2 separate regions of the Homo sapiens genome follow, and region 2 is linked to region 1. The links are chromatin contacts, found by Hi-C or POLR2A ChIA-PET in ENCODE. All regions are on one chromosome and are shown on one strand. Each heading gives the region's core, a stretch centred on a gene start or an enhancer-like site at or near the end of the contact. The rest is flanking DNA. Distances are from core to core; before and after follow the strand shown.

What was found. A loop is a pair of places that touch in the nucleus more often than their neighbours do. ChIA-PET counts read pairs that join two places held with the same protein, here RNA polymerase II (POLR2A). Pooled maps may share reads with other maps.
Region 2: a pooled map shows a loop between it and region 1 (3-fold over the local background). The contact joins two enhancer-like sites. A Hi-C loop is called at or near these places in 6 of 50 pooled maps. POLR2A ChIA-PET finds 5 or more read pairs at or near these places in 4 of 52 experiments (BJ, H1, OCI-LY7 and 1 more).

The regions. Positions count from the first base shown.
Region 1 is chr1:32,709,026-32,715,326 of GRCh38, forward strand. No RefSeq gene overlaps it. Among named protein-coding and RNA genes, the nearest start is that of SYNC, 9.4 kb to the left of the region's middle. RefSeq lists silencers at 3,193-3,432, 5,303-5,597. Within about 2 kb of position 3,391, at least 11 of the 41 ENCODE cell types and tissues checked have a DNase peak (open chromatin) inside an H3K27ac peak, as active enhancers do.
Region 2 is chr1:32,931,602-32,937,902 of GRCh38, forward strand. It overlaps RNF19B (ring finger protein 19B), which reads right to left. Exons shown (of 9, transcript NM_001300826.2): 9 at 4,848-5,658. The coding sequence ends at 5,205. Among named protein-coding and RNA genes, the nearest start is that of RNF19B, 30 kb to the right of the region's middle. RefSeq lists a silencer at 2,487-2,781 and an enhancer at 2,487-2,781. Within about 2 kb of position 2,575, at least 15 of the 41 ENCODE cell types and tissues checked have a DNase peak (open chromatin) inside an H3K27ac peak, as active enhancers do.

The DNA.
Region 1 (6,301 bases), core at 2,141-4,640:
GAATGGGGCAGGCAGGGGACTGTGAGTGAGTGGACATGCGTGTGGGAGGAATGGATGGATGAGCTGGGAAGTGGAGAGGCACCAGAGGGCAGCAGGGGAGGCATGGCCTTGGCAGCTGTCTCTACCAGACCCCAGAGCAGATCCTATAGGACCCTGGGAAACCAACCTCCCTGAACCTCAGCTCCCTCTCAGCAAAATGGGCAATTAACACCCTCTTCACAGGGTTGTTGTGAAATGCAATCAAATGTGAGGCTCAACACATGAGCCACTGGAAGTGGAGCTGCTCTCCAAGCTGAGAGTAGCACATTCCCCATTACTACTGATGCAGGTGGAGGCCATTCTGCTCACTTTTTTTTTTTTTTTGAGACGGCGTTCTTGCTCTTGTCCCCCAGGCTGGAGTGCAATGGCATGATCTTGGCTCACTGCAATCTCTGCCTCCTGGGTTCTCCTGCCTCAGCCTCCTGAGCCACCTGCCTCCACACCTGGCTAATTTTTGTATTTTTAGTAGAGAAGGGGTTTCTCCATATTGGCCAGGCTGGTCGTGAACTCTTGACCTTCAATCCGCCCTCCTGGGTCTCCCAAAGTGCTGGGATTACAGGCATGAGCCACCACGCCTGGCCTCTGCTCACTTTCTTTGTGCCAAGAGCTCCAGCAACCCGTCTAGAGGTGGGAGGAGGGTGGTACAGAGATGCCCTGGCAGGGCCCTCAGACCCACCACTTCTGTTTTTTGTTTTCAGACAGAGTCTTGCTCTTGCCCAGGCTGGAGTGCAGTGGTATGATCAGTGGGACCACAGGTGTGTGCCACCCCACCCGGCTAAATATTTTATTTTTTGTACAGATCACAGCCAGATAGAGGGGTATCTCACCATGTTGCCCAGGCTGGTCTTGAACTCTTGAACTCAAACGATCCTCCAGCCTTGACCTTCCAAAGTGCTGGGATTACAGGCATGAGCCACCGCACCCAGCCTTGACCTACTGCTTCTAGAGAGCCAGGGTATGAATCCAAGCTTTGGAGCGCTTACTTGCTGTGTGACCTTAGGAAAGTCACTCCACTTCATGGAAATTGTTTTCTTCTCTGTAAAATTAGATAACACAGCCAGGCGCGGTGGCTCACTCCTGTAATCCCAGCACTTTGGGAGGCCGAGGTGGGTGGATCACCTGAGGTCGGGAGTTCAAGACCAGCCTGACCAACATGGAGAAACCCCGTCTCTACTAAAAATACAAAATTAGCTGGGCATGGTGGTGCATGCCTGTAATCCCACCTACTCGGGAGGCTGAGGCAGGAGAATCGCTTGAACCCAGGAGGCGGAGGTTGCAGTGAGCCGAGATCGTGCCATTGCACTCCAGCCTGGGAAACAAGAGCAAAATTCTGTCTCAAAACAAAACAAAAACAAGAAATAATTAACTATTATTTTTGAAACTCCCCTTTCTCCTGCTTCCTCTCTCTGAAGCTGCAACCAGGGGCTGGCTGACTACAGCATGTGTTTTCACTCGCTCATTCATTCACTTCACCATTTGTTAGGCCAGACAATGTGTTAAACCCTAAGAACACAAAGACAGTAAGTCATTAAAGCAAGACCTATATCTGTATGACTTCATGGCTGTGTCCCTTGTCCCTAGGTTTTCAACAAATAGTGGCCAAATGATGTGTTCATGAAGAGTATAGTAATGAATAAGACAAATAGAAGAGAATAAAGAATGAAAAGAAAAAACAAATAGTGGCCAAATTAGTAAATGATGTTAGCTATATTCTTGAGCCCCTACTGCAAGCCAGATGCTAAACTAGTCTTTTTTTTTTTTTTTTGAGACAGAGTCTCGCTCTGTCACCCAGGCTGGAGTGCAGTGGCGCAATTTTGGCTCTCTGCAACCTCCACCTCCCGGATTCAAGCAATTCTCCTGCCTCAGCCTCCTGATTAGCTGGGATTACAGGCACCCACCACCATGCCTGGCTAATTTTTGTATTTTTAGTAGAGAGGAGATTTCGCCGTGTTGGCCAGGCTGGTCTCAGACTCCTGACCTCAGGTGATCTGCCTGCTTGGGCCTCCCAAAGTGCTGGGATTACAGGCCGGAGCCACTGCACCTGGGCTAGAAGGCATTTTATCTGCTTTAATGCAATAAATCTTCAGAACAGCCCTATAACATGGGGCCTGTAATAAAGCCCATTTACTGATGAGAAAACTGAGGCTTGGAGAGGTTATGCAACTTAGTTGACCAAAGTCACACAGAGAGGAAATGGTGGCACCCAAGATTCAATACACTGCCTCCACGAATAAATGATGTGTTATCCACATCATTGTCATTAACCTTGACTTTCAGAGACTTATAGTCTAGTGGGAATCTGGCAGCCTTTCCATCCTCAGACTTAGCCCCAAGGGGCCCAGGCATGGCCACAGACTTGTTTTGTGTCTCCGGGCAAATTACTTAACCTCTCTGGTTCTGCTTCCTTTTTTTTTTTTTTTTTTTTTTTTGAGACCAAGTCTTGCTCTGTCACCCAGGCTGGAGTGCAGTGGTGCCATCTCAGCTCACTGCAAGCTCCGCCTCTCAGGTTCATGCCATTCTCCTGCCTCAGACTCTCGAGTAGCTGGGACTACAGGCGCCCACCACCACGCCCAGCTAATTTTTTGTATTTTTAGTAGAGATGGGGTTTCACCATGTTAGCCAGGATGGTCTCGATCTCCTCACCTCGTGATCTGCCCACCTTGGCCCCCCAAAGTGCTGGGATTACAGACGTGAGCCACAGCGCCCGGCCACTTCTTTTTTTCTTTTTTTGAAACAAAGTCTCACTCTGTCACCCAGGCTGGAGTGCAGTGGCTGGATCTCAGCTCACTGCAACCTCCGCCTCCCGAGTTCAAGCAATTCTCCTGCCTTAGCCTCCTGAGTAGCTAGGATTACAGGCACTTGCCACCACGCCAGGCTAATTTTTGTATTTTTAGTAGAGACGGAGTTCCACTATGTTGGCCGGGCTAGTCTCAAACTCCTGACCTCAGGTGATCCACCCGCCTCGGCCTTCCAAAGTGCTGGGATTACAGGCGTGAGCCGCCGCGCCTGGCCCCCTGATTCTGCTTCTAGGAAATGAGATTGGGTGGGCGTTAAATGAGAAAATGTGCAGGAAATGCCCAGCCTTTTGCCCAGTATACAAGAGACACTTGATAAGTGTTCTTCTCTTTATTTCCTTCTTTCTCCCTGCCCTCTGGGACCGCTGTCTGGGAGCCATTGGGGCCTACCCGGTGCTGACCACCAGCCACCGCTTCAGAGGAAGCTGCGTTCAGGGTCGTTCCTCCCCAGGTCGGGCAATGCCGAGCACTGCCTCCAGGGGGCGCCGCCACGCCGACCCCGCGCCCCGGGGGTTGTCTTTTCCGCCGCAGCCGCGCGGGGCCGCCCGGGCCCTGAGTTTTCAGGACCGATGGCGCGCCGACAGTGGGGAGGTCGGCGTCCCAGCTGAATCAAGGACGTCCTTTAGCACCGCAGTGATAATGAACACACAACAATAATAGCCGCAGATCCACCCATAGCGAGCTGCTGGAGTTTAAAGGGCGCATGCGCTTGCTGGGAGGCTGTGGGACTCAGGGAAGGTGCCAGGCCTTAGACTCTGAGCTGGGTTCGAATCCAGAGCAGAGCAGTCTCTCACGTTTCCCCGCTCTGTACCCTTAGGCTTCTCTGAGCTTCTGCTTCCTTTTTTTTTTTTTTTTTTTTTTTTTTTTTTTTGAGACGACGGAGTCTGGCTGTGTCGCCCAGGCTGGAGTGCAGTGGCGCGATCTCCGGTCACTGCAAGTTCCGCCTTCCAGGTTCACGCCATTCTCCTGCCTCAGCCTCCCGAGTAGCTGGGACTACAGGCGCCCGCCACCACGCCTGGCTAATTTTTTTATATGTTTTTAGTAGAGACGGGGTTTCACTGTGTTAGCCAGGATGGTCTCGATCTCCCGATCTTGTGATCCACCGGCCTCGGCCGCCCAAAGTGCTGGGATTACAGGCGTGAGCCACTGCGCCCAGCCTCCTTTGTTTTCAAATGGGAAATGTATTATAGTTCTTGAGAGGAATAAATGAGCAACTTAGGAGAAGTGCATGTACCGTAATTCCCTCTGTCCTGTGAGGGAGCTCTGATTGAATTCCTTTGTGGAATGAGAACGCTGGGGACCCTTTCCCAGGCTCGCGGGCCTCCATGGGTCTCTCTCTCCCCTAGCACAGCCCAGAGGCCAGTCCAGGAGCTCTCTCCCTAAACCCCCTCTTCGGAGCTTCCCTACTCCTCTCTGGAGTTGGCAGCACCTTCAGCTCCTTGGACTCCTCTGGGAACTGCCCCTCCGTCCCCAGGTGCAGGCCCAAGCCAGCAATCTTCCCCTGGCCAATCCCACTACATCCCTCAAACTGAAGCAACGCCCCGTTTGTTCTCCTTACCGCTTCCAAAACCCCATCCAGCCATCTTCTCCAGAAAAACCTTTCCCCGTGTCCTCTCCCAGGTCCACAGCCTTTGCACATGCCACTCCTTGTATCTGGAACACCCTTTCCCCAAGCCCTAAAGCTTGTTACTCAGAACACAGCTTAAATATCACTTTTTCCAGGACGCTCCCTCCCTGTGGTCCTATGGTCGCCTGAGTTTCTTTTGCATTTCTTGTTTTTTTTTTTTTTTTTTTTTTTTTTTTGAGACAGTATCTCGCTCTGTCTCCCAGGCTGGAGTGCAGTGGCGCGCGATCTCGGCTCACTGCAAGCTCCACCTCCCGGGTTTTACGCCGTTCTCCTGCCTCAGCCTCGCGAGTAGCTGGGACTGCAGGCGTGCACCACCTACGCCCGACTAATTTTTTTTGGTATTTTTTTAGTAGAGATGGGGTTTCACCGTGTTAGCCAGGATGGTCTCGAACTCCTGACCTTGTGATCCGCCCACCTCGGCCTCCCAAAGTGCTGGGATTAGAGGCGTGAGCCACCGCGCCCGGCTGTTTTGTTTTGTTTTTTAAGATGCAGTCTCACTCTGTCCCCCAGGCTGGAGTGCAGTGGCGCGATCTCGGCTCACTGCAACCTCCACCTCCTGGGTTCAAGCAATTCTCTTGCCTCAGCCTTCTGAGTAGCTGGGAGGGACTACAGGTGTGCACCACCATGCCTGGCTACTTTTTGTATTTTTACAAAACTACTATATTGGCCAGGCTGGTCACTATATTGGTTTCACTCTATTGGTTTCACTATATTGGCCAGGCTGGTCTCGAACTCCTGACCTCAGGTGATCCGCCCGACTCAGCCTCCCAAAGTGCTGGGATTACATGTGTGAGCCACCATACCCAGCAGGATTTTTTTGTTTAGTGCCTAATCTCCCCTCATTACAGAGTGAAGCCCTCAAAAACAAGAACCTCATCAGTCAAGGGCTCCATGTTATGCCTAGGGCCCTGCCCTGTGAATGTTTGGTAAATGTGTGTCTAATGAATAAGCGATTCCACCCAACTGGGTCCACACTCACTAAGCTTTCTCAACAGCCTCGGCTCAAAGGCACATACACAGAGTCAACACAGCCACACACACACGCACACACATGCACAGAGTCACAAATGGTGCACAAATATGCAACAGGCTCACGCACAAAGCTGAATTCATCTGTGCTCACTACTCCTCTGTGTCCCAGGTCTGTTTTCTTTTGTGACTTGGGGTCCCTGAGAACAAGAGTGTTTTTTTTTTCTTTTTTTAGATGGAGTTTCACTCTTTCGCCCAGGCTGTAGTGAAGTGGCAAGATCTCGGCTCACTGCAACCTCTGCTTCCCAGGTTCAAGTGATTCTCCTGCCTCAGCATCCCGAGTAGCTGGGATTACAGGCACCCGTCAACATGCCCGGCTAGTTTTTGTATTTTTAGAAGAGACAAGATTTCCTCATGTTGGCCAGGCTAGTCTTGAACTCCTGACCTCAGGTGATCCACCTGCCTCAGCCTCCCAAAGTGCTAGAATTACAGGCATGAGCTACTGCACCTGGCAAGAGTTATGTTTTTTTGTCTTCGAGATGGAGTTTCACTCTTTTGCCCAGGCTAGAGTGCAGTGGTGCAATCTCGGCTCACTGCAACCTCCGTCTTCCGGTTTCAAGCGATTCTCCTGCCTCAGCCTCCTGAGTAGCTGGGATTACAGGTGCCCGCCACCACGCCTGGCTAACTTTTGTATTTTTAGTAGAGACGGGATTTCACCATGTTGGCCAGGCTGGTCTTGAACTCCTGACCTTGTGATCCACCCGCCTCAGCCTCCCAAAGTGCTGGGATGAGAGGCATGAGCCACCGCGCCCAGCCTTTTTTTTTTTTTTTTTTTTTTTTGAGTCGGAGTTTTGCTCTTGTTGCCCAGGCT
Region 2 (6,301 bases), core at 1,325-3,824, 220 kb after region 1:
TCAACTTATGTTGTATGTAATTCAGTGATCCAGAATCTCCCTTTGATTTTGATGTACATGAGCCTTGCGGCTACAAAAGATAAAATTCTTTTGGGTCTCTCCCATACTATGCCTTGAGCTGCAAATGTCAAACTTTTGAGCTTTTTGTCTTTTTCCTTTAACCCCTCTAGTGTAGTCACCATCATTTGTCCCCATTTCTTACATGATGATCTATCATGGCAGCCCTTTGAGGTGCCAACGTCTTTTCTCCAAAAGACATTTCATTTCAGGTGACCACAGGTGTAAGCAATTTGCCTACCAGTTTATCATTTTCCAATGGTGACTAGATCTACATTTCATTCAAATGCAGCTTAGTCATAACTAATCTAAGAAGCCCATCTTTGAGGGCCTGTTACTAGTAACCACTTTTGGAACCAAATACTATATTAGCCAGGATTCAGTAACTGCAGGAAACAATACTCCTCTACCAATTTTAAGTGGAAAAGGATTCAACACAGGTAAATTAGGTGCTTACAAAAGCACTGGAAAGCCTGGGGAACATGGCCATAGGCTGGGCCTCCAGGCGATTCCCAGACCTGGAATTAGCCTTCCATGTGAGCTGCTACCTCTGCCACCATAGGGGAGATGAGCAATTAGGAGGCCACTACAGGTTGACTACAAGAAAACATATCGCAAACTGCTATCTATGGATCCAGACACCCTTCAACACCCACAAAGCTACTGATGGCTATTAGAATGCAGTTAAAGAGAAACCTAAGGTCTCTACATCTTGCAGGAGCAATAGCCAAAGTAGCTAAAGATAACCCCTGAATCACTCCTCCTTCCACATCTTGTTTGTGCATCTAACTGGCAAAACTTGACCTTAGGTTACATTCAGAACCTTGGTTTCAAGGAAATCTAAGACATGAAGTTTTTAGTTTTCCAGCCTCTGCAGCATACGAAGGTACATTAGGTGAGCATAAATGAGTATTCATTTACCATATCCACAAGCTTCTTCACATTGGCCTGTCCAAGTAGTACTAGTGATCAGACATGCCCCTCCCAGTTTCAACCTTTTTGAAAGCTGGCCGCAAGCACTGCATCTGTCTGGCGCTGAAGATTACCTCCTCCTGGCCCAAAGAAATCTAAAATTTCCTTGTCTTCAGAGTTGTTTGGCTAATCTACACAATCTTGCTCCAGCTGTCTTTGACCTAATCCACTACTCTCCCCACCTTGGTCCACTTTGTTCCAGCCATATAGGCCTCTATACTATGCTTTTTTGGAAACAGACTAAGGATGCTCTACCAAAGGGCCTTTGTAGTTTATTCCTCATGTCTGGTATGTGCTTCCCCTAGATATTCACATAGTTCTCTTCCTTGCTCCATTAAAGTCTCTAATAAAATGGAACCTTATCAAGGAGGACCAACCTGGTCATGTCAAGTAGCACTATCTACCACTCTGTCTTCCCTGTTTTTCTTCACAGATTACTTATCCTCACTCCAGGTTATATATCTGATTGCCTTCCCCCGTTAAGAGTCTAAGTTCCATGGGGACAGGAACTTTGTATTTTAGTCATTGCTACATCTTATACCTGAAATGCGGTAGGTATTTCAGAATGAATGAAGGCTGTATGAAGAGGAAATTAAACTTTCTCCATTTTCTAAGCTATTATTATTATTTTTTTTTTTTTGTGAGACGGAGTCTCGCTCTGTTGCCCAGGCTGGAGTGCAGTGGCGCAATCTCAGCTCACTGCAAGCTTTGCCTCCCGGGTTCACGCCATTCTCCTGCCTCAGCCTCTCGAGTTGCTGGGACTACAGGCGCCCACCACTACGCCCGGCTAATTTTGTGTATTTTTAGTAGAGACGGGGTTTCACCCGTGTTAGCCAGGATGGTCTCGATCTCCCGACCTTGTGAGCCGCCCGCCTCAGCCTCCCAAAGTGCTGGGATTACAGGCATGAGCCACCACGCCCGGCCAAGCTATTGTAACTTTTCTAATGCATTATTTGTGTTCGCCTCTAGGTGGTGATGATGGGCCTTTTCATCTACTAAAGTGTCGCTAAGGATTAGAATAAATTTAAATTTTTCATAGCCTCTGGCCTAGAGGTCTAGGCTTCCTTTCTTATATGATATCTAAAATCTCCTTTAACTCATTTCTTCTTCTTCCTGCAGGAGGAAAAAACATGGGCCTTTACCAAAAACATTTTCAGTATACCATCTCAGTCTTCACAACCCCTTAACTAGGATCATCATCTCCATTTTGGCTAAGTGAAAACAGACTCAGAGTAAACTGCCCAAATCTCACAGCTGTAGTAAGTGGAACCCAGATAAGAAATATAGGTTTAGCCATAAACTACTGCCCCTCCAACAGACTTCTTTGATTTTATCAAAGAAGTGAATTGTTCTCTCGAGGCTTCAAGAGAATTCCAAGTTTTGAGTTGATAATTTGCGTTTCAGAGATCTCCAGGCTGTCTGCCTCTTTTTCCAACAAGTTCTCTTTTTCACACAAGTACACGCCCCCTTCAGGGAACATTCTTCCAGAAATCCAAAGTCCACTAACAGCATTTCCTGTCCTAGGTGCAGGGAAATGTGTGAAGTCTGGCTGCAGTGCCCAAGAGATAAGAATCTTCTAAGCTGGCTGTTGTCCAGACTTGCCATCCTCATTGTAGTAAAACACTGGCCAGGAAGACAAAAGTGCATCTGTGAAAGGAAACAGAAAGTCATCTGGTCTTCAGGGAAAGGAGGATTTCAATTTTTCCTCTGGGCCCAGGACTAAGGTGAGAGAGGTCTGACACTGGAAGCTCTTTAAATGCAATCTGAGGGCCGGGCGAGGTGGCTCATGCCTGTAATCCCAGCACTTTAGGAGGCTGAGGTGGGGGGAATCACTTGAGTCAGGAGTTCTAGACCAGCCTGGCCAAAATGGCAAAACCCCATCTCTACTAAAAATACAAAAATTAGCCGGGTGTGGTGGCATGCACCTGTAATCCCAGCTACTTGGGAGTCTGAGACTTGAGAATCACTTGAACCCGGGAGGCTGAGGTTGCAGTGTGCCAAAATCATGCCACTGCACTCCAGTCTGGGGGACAGAGCCAGACTCCGTCTCTAAATACATAAATAAGATCTGAAAGTTGGGGAAGTTAGGGGCATGAAACTGACTCATACAAAGTAAGTCACTCTAAGATTTGGAATCTGACATCAGGTTTCACGAGTCTTCTAATTTTCTTGCTATACTGTATATAAGCTTTCACTTCTAAGGACATTATTTTATTTTGTCAGACGGAGTCTCACTCTGTCACCCAGGCTGGAGTGCAAAGGCGCGATCTCGGCTCACTGCAACATCCGCCTCCCGAGTTCAAGTGATTCTCCTGCCTCAGCCTCCCGAGTAGCTGGACTACAGGTGTGCGCCACCACGCCCAGCTAATTTTTGTATTTTTAGTAGAGACGGGGTTTCACCATGTTGGCCAGGATGGTCTTGATCTCCTGACCTCGTGATTCACCCGCCTTGGCCTCCCAAAGTGCTGGGATTGCAGGTGTGAACCACTGCGCCCAGCCCATTATTTTATTTTTTATTTTATTTTTGAGATGGAGTCTCCCTCTGCCTCCCAGGCTGCAGTGCAGTGGGTGATGTCAGCTCACTGCAACCAGCACCTCCCAGGTTCAAGCGATTCTCCTGCCTCAGCCTCCCGAGTAGCTGGAATTACAGACACATGCCACCAGGCCTGGCTAACTTCTGTATTTTTAGTAGAAACGGGGGTTTCACCATGTTGGCCAGGCTGGTCTCGAACTCCTGACCTCAGGTGATCCACCTGCCTCAGCCTCCCAAAGTGCTGGGATTACAGGCGTGAGCCACTGTGCCCGGCCAGGACATTATTTTACACAGAGGCAAAACTCCAAGTAGTACAAACTTAGCTCAATTTTGACAAATTTGTAAGATCAGATAAATATGTTCAGAGATTTTGAGGGCATACCCCCTCCTTTCATTACAAATCTCAGATTTTAGTCCCTTTTATTTAAACCAGATTAGCAAAACTGAGAAAGTTTATCAGAACACGGAGTGGTATACCTGAGAACACAGCAAACACCTATGTCATTGCTTTGTGATTATGCGCATCAGTGTATTTCTTCCTCCAATAACAGAATATTCTGTTCTCCAACTTGTAACCATGCAACATTCACTGAGAACTCTTTTTTTTTTGAGACAGGGTCTCTGCCACCCAGTCTGGAGTTGCAGTGATGTCGGCTCCCTGCAACCTCTGCCTCCCCAGGCTCAAGCGCTTCTCCTGCCACAGCCCCCTGAGTAGCTGGGATTACAGGCGTGCGCAACTACCGCCTGGCTAATTTTTGTACTTTTAATAGAGGCGTGGTTTCACCATGTTGGCCAGGTGGGTCTCAAACAGCTGGCCTCAAATGATCCACCTGCCTCGGCCTCCCAAAGTGCTGGGATTACAGGCGTGAGCCACCATGCCTGACCACTGAGAATTCTCTTAAGAGCTACCTGGGACTGCCACTCCTTCTCTCCTCTGAAGCATATGACTACTAGTGACTATAATGCAGAAAAGGGCAAAGTTTTAAGAGTAAATTGCACAGTTGCTTCTAGAGGGCAAACAAAGTTAGTTTTAATCTACTGCTTCCCTATTCAGCTGACTCAGCTAATAATTCTTCAGCCTGACTACAAAGTCCAAAACAAGCCTAGCTTTGCTTCCTGTCATGCTAGGAGTCATAGGTTTATAGATGACTACTGCGGTTGGATTTGAATACAATCCTTCTTCCCTTGGATTAGAAAAATTCAGGTCTAGAGACTGTCAAAGATGGTGCTTTGTTTCAAACACTTGGCTCTGTGGGACTATCCAAGCCAAGGAAAATGAGGTAAGTTGAATTATGACAGAAATCTTTATTAAAATGTGTCTTTCAGTAATATGTTTAGCATTCAATATACACACATACATATGTACACTCTTTGACACACCTCATGGATTGCTGCCATCAGTTTAACCAATAAATTAAAACTAAAAAGAGGGAGGGGAGGGGAGGGGAACTAACGGCAAACTTTTCATGTTTTATCTGGTAAGAAATTGTGAATTTCTCAGAATTTCCCTGGGCAAAAACCTGTGACCAGAGAATCTGTGAAATAAAATACATAAATCTCTACCCCTTGGAAAAAAAAAAAAAAAAATTCCAAAAGATGCAGTTACAAGTGTGCTTCTCAGAACAGGAGCATTCATTCCACTTCATACTCTGGCTTCTCCACCTTCTGGCTTCAAGACAGTTTGTCCCTCGGCTAGGGCAGAGAGGTTCATATGGGCACTTGGGCTCGGTGCACCTTGGGCTCTGGGGGTCGAGGGGCAGGCTGCAGTATGGGAGCGGGGGGAGCCACACTCATCTGAGGTGATGTCTGGCACATCGTCTGACTGTGCATCAGAACTCTCTAGGTCACTGCGGATGCTTTCAGGCTGGGCCAGGCTGATGTCCCAAGGTTTGCTGGCCAGGCAGTCTTTCTGTTCACAGCTTTGGTGTCTGCAGGGGGGATCCTCTTCACTGCCTCCGCCACCACTACCTTCTTCTTCATTCTCTGCCATCTGAGCATGAACATGGAGCGAGTCCTCCGTGCTGCTTCCACTCACCAGCTGATAGTGGCTTGGTTTGGCTTCAATGTCCACTTGGATTTCCATATTGTTGCATTCTCTGTGGAGACAAAATCCACTTTGCTGAGTCATGCATGGATCATGCTAAACCTGTTGGTAAAAGCAGTTCATGGGTTCAGGATTAGGAATTTCAAAAAGATAGGTGAACAGTTAACTAGAGCTCACTTTTAACAAAAATAACATTTTAATCTAACACTCAAATGAGATGGAGGCTGGACGTGGTGGCTCATGCCTATAACCCCAGCGCTTTGGGAGGTCGAGGTGTGAGGACTGCCTGAGTCCAGGAGTTTGAGACCAGCCAGGGCAACAAAGTCAGACCCTGTTTCTAAAATAAAAAAAATTAGCTGGGCATGGAGGCACGTGCCTGTAGTCCCAGCTACTCGGGAGGCTGAGATGGGAAGATCACTTGAACCCAGGAGTTCAAGGCTGCAGTGAGTTATGATTGTGTCACTGCACTCCAGCCTGGTTGACAGAGCAAGACCCTGTCTCTAAAAAAACAAAAATAAAAATAAATGAGATGGAGAAGAGTAATTAGATCCTTTTTGCTGATTTAACTATACATGCACACGTGTGCTCAGATGCACACACACGTGTATCTCAGCCAATCTCTTTAAACATACAGAAAGAGCTTCCAAAATTCAACTAAGGGTCAGAGCCCCATGCTAGCTTACTCAAAATAGAAA